Regions from separate parts of the Homo sapiens genome. Here all the other regions are linked to region 2. Evidence: chromatin contacts called from ENCODE Hi-C or POLR2A ChIA-PET data. All regions are on one chromosome and are shown on one strand. The core of a region is the stretch at or near the end of the contact, and the rest is flanking DNA. Distances in the headings are between cores, read along the strand shown. Region 1 holds the start of INHBB (inhibin subunit beta B). Region 2 has its middle 66 kb from the start of GLI2. Region 3 overlaps EPB41L5 (erythrocyte membrane protein band 4.1 like 5).

The links. A loop is a pair of places that touch in the nucleus more often than their neighbours do. ChIA-PET counts read pairs that join two places held with the same protein, here RNA polymerase II (POLR2A). Pooled maps may share reads with other maps.
Region 1: a map of breast epithelium shows a loop between it and region 2 (6-fold over the local background). The contact joins the promoter of INHBB here to the enhancer-like site in region 2. A Hi-C loop is called at or near these places in 71 of 168 maps with a recorded cell type or tissue (CD14-positive monocyte, CD4-positive, alpha-beta memory T cell, Caco-2 and 46 more), 18 of 37 single-sample maps with no recorded cell type and 31 of 50 pooled maps. POLR2A ChIA-PET finds 5 or more read pairs at or near these places in 1 of 52 experiments (BJ).
Region 3: a loop to region 2 is called in a map of psoas muscle, with 2.6 times the contacts of the local background. The contact joins two enhancer-like sites. A Hi-C loop is called at or near these places in 5 of 168 maps with a recorded cell type or tissue (PC-9, heart left ventricle, mammary epithelial cell and 2 more), 10 of 37 single-sample maps with no recorded cell type and 21 of 50 pooled maps.

Annotation. Positions count from the first base shown.
Region 1 is chr2:120,343,703-120,348,373 of GRCh38, forward strand. It overlaps INHBB (inhibin subunit beta B), which reads left to right and starts at 2,434. Exons shown (of 2, transcript NM_002193.4): 1 at 2,434-2,934. The coding sequence starts at 2,487. LOC105373989 (putative cuticle collagen 91) reads left to right here. Exons shown (of 3, transcript XM_047446882.1): 2 at 220-325; 3 at 1,185-2,291. The coding sequence ends at 2,212. RefSeq lists a cis regulatory region at 1-76.
Region 2 is chr2:120,667,399-120,671,898 of GRCh38, forward strand. No RefSeq gene overlaps it. Among named protein-coding and RNA genes, the nearest start is that of GLI2, 66 kb to the right of the region's middle. RefSeq lists enhancers at 1,597-2,796, 1,947-2,448 and a silencer at 2,215-2,509. Within about 2 kb of position 2,418, at least 8 of the 41 ENCODE cell types and tissues checked have a DNase peak (open chromatin) inside an H3K27ac peak, as active enhancers do; they include PC-3, PC-9, breast epithelium and 1 more, where a contact is called at or near this core.
Region 3 is chr2:120,174,605-120,179,642 of GRCh38, forward strand. It overlaps EPB41L5 (erythrocyte membrane protein band 4.1 like 5), which reads left to right. Exons shown (of 25, transcript NM_020909.4): 25 at 237-4,515. The coding sequence ends at 303. LOC105373582 (a long non-coding RNA gene) reads right to left here and starts at 280. Exons shown (of 2, transcript XR_007087216.1): 1 at 1-280. RefSeq lists an enhancer at 2,530-2,629. Within about 2 kb of position 3,412, at least 2 of the 41 ENCODE cell types and tissues checked have a DNase peak (open chromatin) inside an H3K27ac peak, as active enhancers do.

The DNA.
Region 1 (4,671 bases), core at 1,184-3,683, 320 kb before region 2:
GGATGAACTCCCATCGTGCTTCTGCCTTGAGTCTAGCCCGTTGCGAGGGAACGGGGTACGGCTCCGTGTCCTGTGGGCATTGTCATGCGGCCCCAGACCCGGGTGGGGGCGTGAAGAAGGACAGAGGAGCGCATTGCACTTGGGGCCCCGGACGGGTCTGAAAGTCAAGTTTCCACTGACAGTGTTCCTTGTCCGGTGGCCTGAGAACGGTGACCCTAGAACCATCCTTTATCGGGTTGTGTGAAGAGCCTGGCCCAGTTGCCTCGCTGGGCCTCCCACCCAGCCCCTGTGATACAGGTGTTACTGTCCCTTCACAGAAGAAGAGGTAGGCGATAGGAAAGGTGAGGACTCTATCCAAGGTCACTCCTGCAAAGCTGGCAGTGGCTGAGCCCGAGTGGAACCCGGGTCTGAGTGAAGCCAAAGTTTGTCTGCTGGCGAAAGTGGGAATTCCCTGGGGGTGGGGGTGGGGGTGGGGTACTGTAGACCCTGCCAGCCCCTCAAGCCCTGAGGCTCAGTGGCCTCCGGGCCGCGCGCCTGGGATCCCGCACAATCGGGGCGTTCCTCCTGGCCCAGCAGACGCAGCCGCTGGCCAGGCCTCCAGTGGCTACTGCCTTCCCGCCCTCCAGCTCGCAGGGTCCACGCCTCGGCCAGTGCGACGGCGGCCCGGGGAGCTGGGTGAGGGCACTGCAGCCCCAGAGCGGCAGCCGCCGGCGGAGCCTGCCTCTGGCATCCCAGGCCGCGCCGCACCCCGCTCGCCTCGCCAGGCTCGGCCGCGAGGGAGCGCCCCGGGAGGGCCGGGGGCGGCCACGGCGGCGGGAGTCGCCTCTGCTGGTTGGGGAGGGCGGCAGCTGGGACAGAGGCAGGGCCTGCGCGGCGGCGGGGAGGCGGGAGTGGGCCGGGAGGAGCGCCTGGGTCCAGCGCCTGGAACCCGTCGGTGCCGCCGGCCGCCCAGCTGGGCAAGGGTCCGGGGCGCCCACGTGGTGGGAAAGTTTCGAGGTAGCAAAAGTAGCCCGGCATTGCGGGGGGTGGGAGGGGAGAGGAGGGGAGGGGAGAGGGCCGGCTCGCCCCTCCTTCTCGGGAAGGCAGAAAGGAAAAAAGCGGTGGGAAGCAGGGGTGAGCGCGGGGAGCGGGCAGCCCCAACCTGAACAGATTCCGCTTTCTCCTCCTCCCCCCACCCCGGGAAGCTCGAGCGGGGAGGTACGGACCGTCTCCTCTCGCACGGGCAGGACGACACCCTCCCTCCCCCCCTTTTTTCTGCCAACGTCTATCTCAACGCGCGCGCACATACGGAGATTGTGCGGCTTTTTTCCCCCTTGGGAGAAAAAACGGGGAGAGTAAAAGAAGAGAGACCAAAGAGAAGAACTCCTCCTCGGCGAGCTCCGCACTCCGTGCCGCGGCCCGGCGCGGGGACGCCGCCGCCGCCCGCCCGCTCTCTCCCGGCCCTGCGGCGGGTGCCAGTACGAGCGCGAGCGAGGGCACTGCACCCGGGGACGCTGCGAGACTTTTCGGCGCTCGAGCCGACCTCGCCGCCGCCGCGGCAGGCAGAAGAGACAGGAGCGAGAAGGGCCCTGCCTCCCCCTCGCCTTCCTCGCCCGGCGCCCCGCGCCCGGCCGGGCCGCGCAGGCAGGCGGAGGGAAGGAGGGAGGCTGCGAGGAGGCGGGCGGAGCAGAGGCCCCGGCGAAGCGCGCTGCGGCCGCCCGCCCGTGGATGCGGCGCCCAGGGATCCTGGAGACAACTTTGCCGTGTGACGCGCCGGGAGGACTGCAGGGCCCGCGGCCGAGGGCTCGGCGCCGCCTGTGAGCGGGCCCGCGCGGCCGGCTCTCCCGGGCACCAAGCTTGCTCCGCGCCACTGCCCGCCGGCCCGCGGCGAGGACGACCTGCCCGTCTCCGCCGCCGGCGGCCCTTCCTGGCGCGAGGCAGTGAGGGCGAGGCGCTCAGGTGCGAGCGCGGGGCCCCGCCGCAGCGCCCGCCGCAGCGCCGCGCCAAGCCGCGCCCGGCTCCGCTCCGGGGGGCTCCAGCGCCTTCGCTTCCGTCTCAGCCAAGTTGCGTGGACCCGCTCTTTCGCCACCTTCCCCAGCCGCCGGCCGAACCGCCGCTCCCACTGACGCTGCTTTCGCTTCACCCGAACCGGGGCTGCGGGGCCCCCGACGCGGAAAGGATGGGGAGAAGGCTGCAGATGCCGAGGCGCCCCGAGACGCCCGTGCGGCAGTGACCCGCGACCTCCGCCCCGCCCGGCGCGCCCCTCGGGCCCCCGGGGCCCTCGGCGCCCCTTCCCTGCCGCGCGGGAACCCCCGAGGCCCGGCCGGCCCCCTCCCCCTGCGAGCCGGCGGCAGCCCTCCCGGCGGGCGGGCGGGCGGAGGCCCGGGCGGGCGCGGGCGCGGGCGGGGGCGGGGCGGGGCGGCGCGCCCGGAGCCCGGAGCCCGGCCCTGCGCTCGGCTCGACTCGGCTCGCCTCGCGGCGGGCGCCCTCGTCGCCAGCGGCGCACCATGGACGGGCTGCCCGGTCGGGCGCTGGGGGCCGCCTGCCTTCTGCTGCTGGCGGCCGGCTGGCTGGGGCCTGAGGCCTGGGGCTCACCCACGCCCCCGCCGACGCCTGCCGCGCCGCCGCCACCCCCGCCACCCGGATCCCCGGGTGGCTCGCAGGACACCTGTACGTCGTGCGGCGGCTTCCGGCGGCCAGAGGAGCTCGGCCGAGTGGACGGCGACTTCCTGGAGGCGGTGAAGCGGCACATCTTGAGCCGCCTGCAGATGCGGGGCCGGCCCAACATCACGCACGCCGTGCCTAAGGCCGCCATGGTCACGGCCCTGCGCAAGCTGCACGCGGGCAAGGTGCGCGAGGACGGCCGCGTGGAGATCCCGCACCTCGACGGCCACGCCAGCCCGGGCGCCGACGGCCAGGAGCGCGTTTCCGAAATCATCAGCTTCGCCGAGACAGGTGGGTCCGGCCCTCCGGCTGTCTGCCGCGGTCCCCGCTCGCTCCCGCTCTCCCTCTCCTTGCTAGCTCCGGCTGCCACCGCCGCCACCGCAGCCCGCGCGCCCTGGGGCAGCCTGGACTCCCGGCAGAGCTCCTTCGGCCGTGGCCCTGCGCGCTCCGCCCGGGTTGCAGTCCTCTTCCCCCAGGCCGCAGACCCTTGCCTGCTGCCTCAACCCCCCGCCGCCGATCGCCTGGCCCTCCACCCCTGCTCTCCGGAATCGGGCCCCAGCGCCTCTGGGCGCGCGTCCCCCTCCCGGCAGATGCGCGCGGCCCTGGCTCTGCGGGCACTTGCTTGGTGATTGCTTAATGTTTTTGTTTCCCACGATCGGAGTGTAGGCTTAGCAGTGTGGATGGAGATGTGTGTGCTTGTTGATATACGTGGGCCGGAGGAGAGAGAGAGTGTGTGTGTATCTGTGTGTGTGTCTGTGTGTGTGTGTGCCTGCGTGAGAGGCCCCTGGGGCCGCTTCCATCACCGGCGGCGTGGGCTTGCCAGGATTGCTGAAGCCTCGCTGGGGAGAGCTAGGCAACCTCTCTTCCGATTGTGTGGGCACCGGAATCGGGCGGAAGGCAGGCTTCTCAACAGGTCCATCATTTACACAGAGAAAGCCGCGGTTCGGGGACAGCCCCGTGCCTCTCGGCTTGCCTGGCAGCTGCAGCAGACCCCTCGCCCGAGAGGCAGAGTCGTAGTTAACAAAGGGTATGGCTCCTTTCTGGAATCCGCCCCCCCCCCCGGCCCCAGATTGCAAATCTCTAACACTGTCTAAATATAAAAATCAGGGAGAGAAAAATCTTTCGGAACTTTAAAAGAAGGAGAAAAATGTGCCCGCGCCAAAATGCTGCAAGTGCTTTCGACTCCGCTGTCCTTTTCAGGACTTGAATGAGCCAGGCTGGCTTTTGTGCCTGGAGCTCGGCCCCATTTGTGCCGAGGGGACTGCGGAGAAGGTCGCAGAGGGGGAAGCCCCGGTGCAGTTAGGGCGGGGGCAAGCGGGGAGCCTCGGTGGGGGGAGCGGTTGTGCCCCTGGCTGCAAATGCCCCCCACCCCACCAGGCAGCAGGCAGCCCGGGGATGAAAAGGGATGAAAAGTTTTGCATGGCCGGGTGTGGAGAAAAGCAGAGACAATCGGGGCTGGTTTGTGCTTAGAAAGAAATGCATTGCCGTTTTAGCTGTCCACTAAAGTGAGTCAGGGAAAGCTCGCCATGCAATTAGAGGGCTCGGATTAAAAGGTGCTTTGGGGCCCAGAGTTAGAAATGTGATTCTGGAAGGTCGAGGAGGCCTTTTGGTCCCGGTGGCACAAAATGACAGCGGGGGCTGTTATATTTCTGGTCCGTTTCACGGAGCCAGCTCTTTGACTTATAAATAACAGATTCAGGTCACAGGCAGCTCGTCCAAGACCAGCTTTTAAGGCTGCAGTTTCCCCCATTTCAAAGTCAGATGTCAGTGTTATTAGAGGAGCCAGGCGAGGCCTGAGGTAGGGGCTTGGGAGGGGCATGGTGGGAGGTTTGATAAAACCAGCCCTGACCACAGAGTTTCATTATTTGTTCTTCCTGAAAAAAAAAAAAAAAAAAAAAAGGAAAGAAAAACGTAGATTGTCAGAGGCAAGGGTCACCGGAATGTAGGATGAGAGGGGAGTCATCTCTTGATTGGCACAGCCTCCTTCTTGTTGAGCTGAATTATTGAGAAAATTAACTAGCCAGCTCC
Region 2 (4,500 bases), core at 1,168-3,667:
TTCCGCCATCCTCCCAGGTTCAAATATGGCCAGCAAGAGAATCTTCTTTCTTTTTTTTTCCTTTTTTTCTTTTTTTTTTTTTTTTGAGATGGAGCCTCGCTCTGTCGCCCAGTCTGGAGTGCAGTGGCACGATCTCGGCTCACTGCAAGCTCCACCTCTCGGGTTCACACCATTCTCCTGCCTCAGCCTCCTGAGTAGCTGGGACTACAGGCATCCGCCACCATGCCCGGCTAATTTTTTTTTTTTTTTGCATTTTTAGTAAAAATGGGGTTTCACTCTGTTAGTCAGGATGGTCTCGATCTCCTGACCTTGTGATCCGCCCCCCTCGGCCTCCCAAAGTGCTGGGATTACAGGCATGAGCCACCGCACCGGGCTGAGAATCTTCTTTCTAATAGTTCCTTTAAACATCCTGAGATCAACTCTGTTTAGTGTAGTTTAGATCACATGCCCATCTCTGCACCAATGACTGTAGTCATGGGAATGAGATATGCTAGTTGGCCTTACCTGTGGTGGAGCCCCATCAGTCTGCTTGGTATGGAGGAGTGGGATCACCAAATGGGCCATTGGAAGAGGAAAGAACAACAGATGCTAGGGAAGTTTTATTTGATTCATGAGGTCCCCCCCTACACCCTGTCCCCTTACATACCTGCCTGCACATACACCAAGATGACTGCTCCCCAACAGCTCCATCGATGAGCAAACCTGGCCCAGAAAGTTCCTTTCCTAGAGGTTCCCACTACAGCCCTGGGGCTAATTCTTTCTGACTAGATTTCCTTAAACTCAACATGGTCACTCTCCCTGGCCATGCCTGAGTCATGTTGCTTCTTTGGAGCCAGGGGGCAGGGTCAATCTTATAGAGCCACGCAGTCTGAGAGTTGAGGAGGGATAGTCCCTAAGGAAGAAGAAGTGCTTACACCAGATGAGGGAGATGGATACTGTCAAGCAGAAAAACTTGCTGTCCTTTTCAAAAGGGAACCCACCTCTTCCTGAAAGCCTGTCTCTTCCTATTGGGCAGCCCAGCCTGCCAAGCCTTGATCAGCCTCCTTGTGCCTCCCATTCAGAATCTCTCCATGCCATGGACATTTCATGGTCTCTCTGGTATCTCCTATCACAGATTTATTTGGAAACCTTTCTCTGATTTCCAGCGTGTACCATTTTCTAGAGTAGTGAGCTCCAAAATGGGTCATGCACTCTCTAAAATAGTGCTTTGTTATTTACTGGCCATAATTAGTTCTCATCAGTACCTCTTTGGGAATCCCTGGTCTAGAAATGATGGATTCCATATTTCTCTGATAAAATGACTTCCTAATTCTTGACCTCAGGCATGCCCCTCCTTTCCAGAGAGAAGCCCATCATTTGAGTCTGTTCTCAAGACACAGACCATCCTCCCATGACTACCTACCCTTGGCCAGTCCCTGCTGTAGCCCGACTTCTCACTGTGTTGTCACACAGACCCTGTCACTTAGAAGCTGTGGGACTTTTAGTGAGTTACTGAGATTCTCTGAGACTCAGTTTCTTCACCTGCAAGATCAAGATAATAATGTTCATCTCCCAAGATCAGGAGGAGGAACTACTAATGGAACCATGGAAAGGAACCTCAGGCATGGCACCTGGTTCAGAGGTAGTCCTCCAAATGTGCACCCTCCCTTCCCTCCTCTTGCTCGCAGCTCCTAGCTCAAGGTACTCTTGGTCACTCTTCCTTGGCCTCTGGCCTGCCTTTGACAGCTGGTAACTGACCAGTCCTTAGGCTCTGGTCCTCAGCAGCCACATGCCTTTGCCGTGATATAACTTTTCATCTGAGCCTTGATTCCTGACACATGGCACCTGCTGCCCCCACCCTGAGATCCACCATCGGCCCCTCCCCTCCTGTGATTCCTGCCACAAACTCCAGGCATGGGTGTGGCCCTATTGGAATGTGCTGGGGGAGAAGCAGGAGGCGGGGACAGGTGACACAGAGGAGGTGATGAAGGTCACACCAAGAGAGGTCCCTGGTGGTTCTTTTTACCTTGAGAGAACATCTGTGGCTTCCATGTTGTCACAAAACAAACAGAAGTGAGTCTGAAGTTTCCCAATCCCCGTAGCTGGTTTCATGGCTCTTTGACAGTCCTTTCATGTCCCTGACAGTGGTGAGCTTTTTCCCCTGGGAAGTTAGGGGGCCTCTGTTGCACCCCCGCGGCCCACCTCGCCCTGGTGACGTTATCCTGGCACTCCCAGGCTGATGACACTTAGCTGTCACCTTTCATGCATGAGCAGCTGTTGCCGCCTGTGTTTCCAGGTGGCCGAGCCCAGTCCCTGTGCCTCCCCTTCCTGCCACATGGGGGACCCTCCGACGGGCTGACTCACCCGGTTCTGCTGCCCACGGAGGGCTTCCCGCTCTGCCTTTCTTGGGCAACCTTCCCAGTTTTCGACGAATGCCTTCCGCTCACAACAGCCCTTTCCTGGGGCGTGTAGGGAACCGGGAGTGGGGTGAGGGCGGGTTCACCCTTCTGCTCAGGTTTGAGTGGCAGCCTGCAGGCGCCCAGGTCTGCGCAGAGATCTCAGACTGTCCATCAGTTCCAGGGCTATTTATGTTTCTGACATTCATTTCTTCCTGCTCCCTTCACCTCCCCCCTCCCACATCTCCTCTTTGACAAAGCTGTGATCAGCCCCACAGCAGAGGCCGTGTGTTTCTTGACCTGGCTTTCCCGTGCTGGGAGCTGGGCTTGCATCGAACCCCTCCTGCTCCCTCAGCGGCTGCGGCCCTTCCCGTCCTCCTGCTCACAGAGCGCACGAGAACCAGGGAAAGCTGTGTGGCTAGAAAGAGCCCCCTCTCACAGCTGCAGACTGCAGAGTTGTCAAGCCTCAGGCAGCTCCGCCCTTCCTTGAGCCTCAGTTTCCTCATCTGGAGAGTGAAGACAACCATCCGCATCCTGCAGCACGGCAGTGACAGTTCTGTGAGAAAAGGTGCCCAGAGTGACGTCTAGCTGCACACCGTTATTACACTACAGGATAAAACGGCTGCCATTACCACATGCTCACCATGTCCCGGGCCACGGGGCACAGATCGACTCATTCAATCCTCACTGCAAGCCATGAGGAAGATCTCACAAGAGGCCCAGGCAACAATGAGGAAATTGATGCGCCGAGAGATCAAGTGACTTTCACAAGGTCACACAGCTGGTCAGCGGCAGAGCTGGCTGTCATCCCGGCATGTGTCCCTCCTCCCTCCAGGAAGAAGCCACCCCAATCCTCCAAGGATGTTCCTTTTCCATCTTGAGGGTATCTGGCCTCCAGAGACTCCTCACTACCTCGGGGCCATTGCTTGGTTTCCCTGGCCCCCATCACCCCAGCCTCCAGCTCCGACGGTCACACTGACTCCGGGAGTTTGTCCAGGGTGAGCACTACTCCTCATACCGCTCTGAGTGCCTCTTCCATGGGGAGGCCAGTGGCTCAGGTCTTCTGCCCTCTGTTGATCAGGAGGCTGAGTTTTTCAGAAGGTCTCCCAGTCAGGTCTGGGACAGGAGCCAAACAGTGGCTCTCGGCCCTCTCCTTCCCCAGACAGGGCTCTGGAATTGGGCGCCACCCCAGCAGCCAGCGAGGGGCTGCCATGCCTGTCCCTGGGCTGGCCCTGAGCCTACAGGTGCTCTCTGGGGGCAGGGGGAGGAGGGCAGGGCCTCGAGAGCCGCAGGCAGAGCCTGGGAAGAAGGTGTCTGTTGTTTCCTTCTTCATCTCTGGGAACAATTCGCCTTTTGAGCTTCTTGGCTGAGCGAGTTGAGAGATTCTTTCTCCAAGGCTTCTTGACAGATTGATTTATCTGTTTCAGTAACTTGGACTTCCTGAGAAAGGGTGGCTTCATGCCAGGGCAGGCGTGGGCACCAACCTGGGGGACGAATGTGGGGCCTCCTCCGAGGATGGCCTTGGACCTCAGGCTGAGGTGTGGACCCCAGGTCCCTGTCCCCTGGCTGGAGACCGAGCGGGTGAGAAGGATTGCCAGCAGGAGCTGCAGATACCCACAGCCAGGCAGTCATTCACCCCATCCTCCCGGCCCCGCTGCTCCCCAAGCGGCTCTTCCTGGACCCATCTTGTGGCTGGGAAAGTTGAGTCACTGAGAAGCGACTGCCCTACCGCAGTAGGCAAGAAGCTGAGATCAGACTTGAACTCAGGGTTCTGAGGCCTCCACATCTATCCTCACCTACCTAAAGAAAGAAGTTTGACCCTCAAACCCCAAGTTGCTAGAGGGCCTGGGCTGAGAAGGCCACAGCTAGCAACTCTCCCCGGGCTCCTCCTGCTTCCCAGAAGGAAGGCCTGCTTCCTGCCTCTGCTGTCTGCCTGCAATGCCTCACAGCCCATGGCTCGCCTCTGTTGCAGCACACTCGCCTGCCTTCCCATCATTCTGCCCACTCCTCCAGGCAGGGCGCCCAGGGCTTGGCACTGAGTAGGGGGCTCAGTTGAGAAGGGAAGGGAGGGAGGAAAGAAGGAAGTGAGGCAGGGAGAGAGGGAGGTGAGGGGAGGGTCCTCACA
Region 3 (5,038 bases), core at 2,162-4,661, 490 kb before region 2:
AAGAAGGGGAAATTGTGCTGTCTTTATATTTTATTTCAAAATGAAATAAGCAGTGTTTATCCAGAAATTTCCCTTCTATGGAATATCTCATTGCCAGGTTAGGTGTTACTACATATTGACTTAGGTCTGTAATCTGCTGTACCCTCAAAATGCTCTGTGTGGCACTAATGGAGACATGAATGTCCTCCTCCAAACCCCAGGGGTTCCCTGAGTAACCCATTCTCTCTTCCTTTCAGCTCTGGTCCCATTTTGGCAGAAGAAGCTGTCCTGAAGCAGAAGTGTTTACTGACCACTGAGCTCTGAGGGCCTGTAGCTGGAATACGCATCTCTCCAGCATTCCGTCCTGGGATCCGTTTCAGCTAGAATATGTTGGATTCAGGAGCTTGTCCATTATTTGTAGGTAAAAAAAGCTGCACGTAGATTTGACTTCAACTCCGTAAAAAAGACAGCTGTATTTTCCGTCCAACTGGAATTGTTGAATCACACTGCATAGCTGCCCAAAAGAGAGTGTTTGGTCTTGAACTTTCTATACTTTTATAAATGTTACAAATTCCCGAAAGAAGGGAATTTCTTTTTCTGGGGTTTCCTTCAAACTCTTGGCTCCACCTAGCGGTTCTATTTGTTCATAACAACTTCATAACAAGCCTGCCTCTGGTAGTCAACAGCCTTTTGAAAGCTATTTCCATCTAGTATCAGGGTGAGAGCATCCTTGATCTGGCTGCCTGTTAGAGAAATTGCACTTTTCCTGACTTACCTAGAAATCAAGAATTTAGGAAATTAATGTGGACACTATAAAGGCAGACTTAGGGCCAACTTTTTTTTTTTTTTACAATTATTACAACACTAAAGAGAAGTTTAGAATATAGAGAGTTTTTAAATGTCTCCCATTCTTTTGATTTCTTACTGTACTGGCTATCTTAATATTTCAAGTTTACATCAAGATAAACCCTGAGAAGAACTACGGAGAAATCAAATAAAATCCTGTCATATTTTTTTCACCCTGCCTTTCCACAGGAAGCACTCACAGGCACCACACACGTATCATGTAACTTATCAGTGGGGTGGGTTACTGTTGAAGAGACCCTGGGGCATTTACCTCAGGCATCTGCACTCCTCCGAGCCCGGTGGAGAATGCAGGCTGCTGTAGTCTCAGGTAATGAAGGCACAGCACAGCAGTACTCCACATTGTTTCCTATTTGGACATAGACTTCATTTCCTTTCAGTATAAGCTGAATAAATTTAGAGCTTTCAAACTGGAAAAAAAAATGAAACAAAACAAATACACCAAGACCAAAATAGGCAATAGGAACAGGGGTGAAGGGATGTTGTTTCTTAAATACCTACCATGTATGAAGCTATACACAGCATATACCGAAAGAACCTGCATTGCACTAGGAATTCTGTGTTAGTTTAAAAGAGATCTCTAAAACTTCCCCATCCCTTTGGGCCTGTACAAAGAAATTCTGGATGTTAAAATAATATATACTCATCACAGAAAAATAAAGTATAGCAATGTCCATCTGTAATTCTAATACCCAGAAATAACGCTATTTAGCTTTATAATTTTCGAATGAACAAGGTAAACCTCGGTTGCCATGGGGAAGAAGGATGATGTGGAAACCATATTGGTAAAGTTGTTAATCCCTCGTTATGGAGAACTGATCTTAAGCTATACCTCCTGGAATTTGCTTTCTAGTTTTCTGTCCTGCAATATGTATATAATTAAGCACTAATTTGTACTGCTTAGCATAAAAGAACATCCAGTCTTAGATCCTTAAAACTTCATGGATTGGACTTTCCTGGGCTCCTTATAACATAATCGTGTGTCCAGGCAAACGCACACTAGTGTCTGACTGGAAAGCTCAGGAATTTTAATCTTGCACTGTTTCCCAGGGAGCTGTAGTGATTGGAACCCACGTTTGCACAAAACATTTTTGCAGAAGGAAAGTCAACACTTCTTGCTGGCTGCCTCCCCTTAGCCATTATGCTAAAAACAGCTTCTGAGTTTCACTGGTGGGGCTCTTGCCAGTTCTTAATTATAGGACATATTTTCTCAAAGCTGAAGGTGACACCTAGAACCAGGGGCTTGACCCAGGACATGATGGAATGAGCATCAAATTTTCAGTGTCTTGGCAACCGTAGATGTCCTACAGGGTTACCGTTGTGCTGCTCACCACAGAGCAGCTGAGGCATTATGCCTTGGAAGACCTAAATCTCCCATCCAGTTCAGGAGGTGACAACATCCTTATTTTAAACTTCCTAAAATTAGGAATTAGGTAGTTGGACATAGTCTGTGACCTTTATGTCGTTGGATACCTGTATTCTTGACAGTTAGAATATTGGTAGGGACTTTGTTAAAATTCACTTGAATTTCAAGCTCAGAGGAAACTTTGTCTCATGCCCTGACATGAAGTGGCAAACACGGAAGTTCATACTTGAATGCTGAATTGGCCCCGACAGATTAAATGCGTGTTGGGGATTGGTTTCCTGTCATAGCTGCTGCTGCTGCCATGCGCAGAGCTGCTGTAACAGCTCTTCCTGTTCTGCTCCCCTGAGAACAGTGTGGTGGGGAGAGGCAGGGCTGAGGTGGTCTACGAATGTGGCAGGTAGGGAAGGGGAGATGTCTGTCTCTTGAGAAGAGAGAGGCATGTGTGCCGGCATCCTTGATGGGTTCAAAGAGAAAGGTTGGAGATGATAGTGGGTGAGAAGCAGGCTGGTGAGACTGGGCTGAGGTTGGAGAAGGGGCAGCCGGGGGCACTGCTGAGGGTTTGCCGTGCACGCCTCGGACGGAGCACGGTGGGGTGGCGGGGAGCAGATAGTGCTGCCTCCCTGCGGGCAGACAGGAGAGGAACCTCAACTCAGTCCATTTCATAGCCCTGATAGGGGAAGTGGGAGTTGACAGGATGGTTTAAAATAAGACGTGAAGGTTTCAGTTACCTGCTCTAGACTTTGCCTGAGAACTTGTAAATTAATCAGTGAGACCTAATTTGTGACATGTCAGTAGCATCATCTTTTGACACACAGGAGGTCATGGTCATTTCATTCCTACTCTTCAGGAGACACTGCTGAACAGAGGAATGATTCTGTTCCTTGTGTGCTTACTTCCTTAACATTTATACATTGTTTTAAGAAAAAACTTTTAAAAATATTTCTTATAGTCTCCTAACATTTGTCTCTAGCCTTTGCCTTTGTACAATCACAGATATCCTATGGAGATTTAAGGATGAAAGCCCTGAGTTGTTCTTGGGTTCTTGGATCTGGACTACTTGTTATCTTATGCTTCTCACTTCTGGCTAAAACTTGCACCTCTTCTTCTCTTAGCTAAGCCCCAAAATGAAGATTTCCTTCAGAAGTCTTGTTAGCAGAATTATTTATCAGTCACAGAGAGAAAAATCTGCTATTTTTCTAAGTAAGAGTCTCGAGAAGCAGAGTTTTTGTCTTGTCATTGAGAGGAGTCAGCAGTCTTGTTCTGTAAAGGACCAGAGATGGTAAATACTGTCCCACTCAGCTCTGCTGGCGCAGTACAGCAGCAGCAGCCCCAGCACAGCTGTGTTCCTGCGGAGTCCCCTTTACAAAGCCGCTGACCCCTGATGTGAAACTTTGTAGAGCAGCAGAGTGGCTGCGTGAAACGGGAGGCTGGCAGGTCCTCAGATAGGTTCTGCAGTGTTACCTGTCACTTGGAGGCAGCCAACACTTCTGGACATTGCATCCTTATTCACACATGTGGCAGCTGAACGAGGTGCTGTTGTGGGTGTCTCAGCTCTGAGGGTCTTTGTGAGCTCCCACTGTTGTGGGTGTCTCAGCTCTGAGGGTCTTTGTGAGCTCCCACTGTTGTGGGTGTCTCAGCTCTGAGGGTCTTTGTGAGTTCCCACCAACTTTTAATTATTCATGCCCTTGACCATGTGGTTGCTTGGAGACCTGGGGTCTTCTGCAGACTGAAGAAGACACATTTCTAGATTATTTGTCCTTTTTATCCTCTCAAAAATTTAAACACTGTACCTCTTCAGTGGTCAGAAGAAAGTTGGAAACTTTTCCTACATATTAGGCGTTAGTATGAGGACATTTGTTTGAATTATAGAAATTTGCCCTGAGCTGAACTGGGTTGTGTTAACACATTGGTAGAGCTATGATTCCTTCCCAGTTCTAAGAGATACGATCTGTAAGTCCCTATGTCACCACATTGCTTGAGATGATCATTCAGTTACTTGTCAGGATTTCTCCTCTTCAGAGAGATTTTTTTTTATAGCACAGATTCCTTTGCCCCTTTTATCTCCTTATCTGGATATGATAAGTGGTTATGAGGGTCTCACTAACTATTTTGTGTTTACCTTTTATATGTGTAAAACTTTGCAGTAGCATTTAAAGTGTAATTTATTTTTCTATCAAGTGCACTATTCATTTAGTGTGTTCCAGTTTTATATGACTTGTATTAGAAACACTGCACTGAGTTGTTTGTACACTGAAATGAGAACTCTAGATGTAACTCTATTCAAATAAACCTTCGTGAGACATTCATGTTTTTGTGCACTGTTTCTGTTTCTTGGAACTGTGATTCCTACATGCTGACCTCAACAGAGTTAGACCAGATCCACTGTTGGTACAAACCTGAGGAAGTGAGCAGAAGCAGCCGCACTGTTTTTAGGTTGATTTCCATGTTTTTGTGGTGTAAATTTGGGAGTAGGGGCATTTTCAAAGGTTGAAAACCTCATTGGTCATCCCCAGCATATCCTGGAAGGCACGGTGGTCATTCCAAGGACAGCATGGTGCAGTATCACCACAGCTTTGGACATCGGATCTGGGCTCTACTGCTTAATACCTCAGGTTTTTTGTCTGAAATGGCACATGAAGTGTGTGTCACAGCGTGTGGTAGAGTATGCAGGTGTTGACTTCTCCTTCTCTTGGCGCCCACCAGTCCCCAGCCTTCTCTGGGTTTGCACTGCACCATCCAGCGAGGAACAGTGCCACCTGGGTTGGTTTCAGGACTTCTGCTGGGCAGAGTCATACTGCACCATATGGGTGTTGGCAAAGCTGAGAAAAG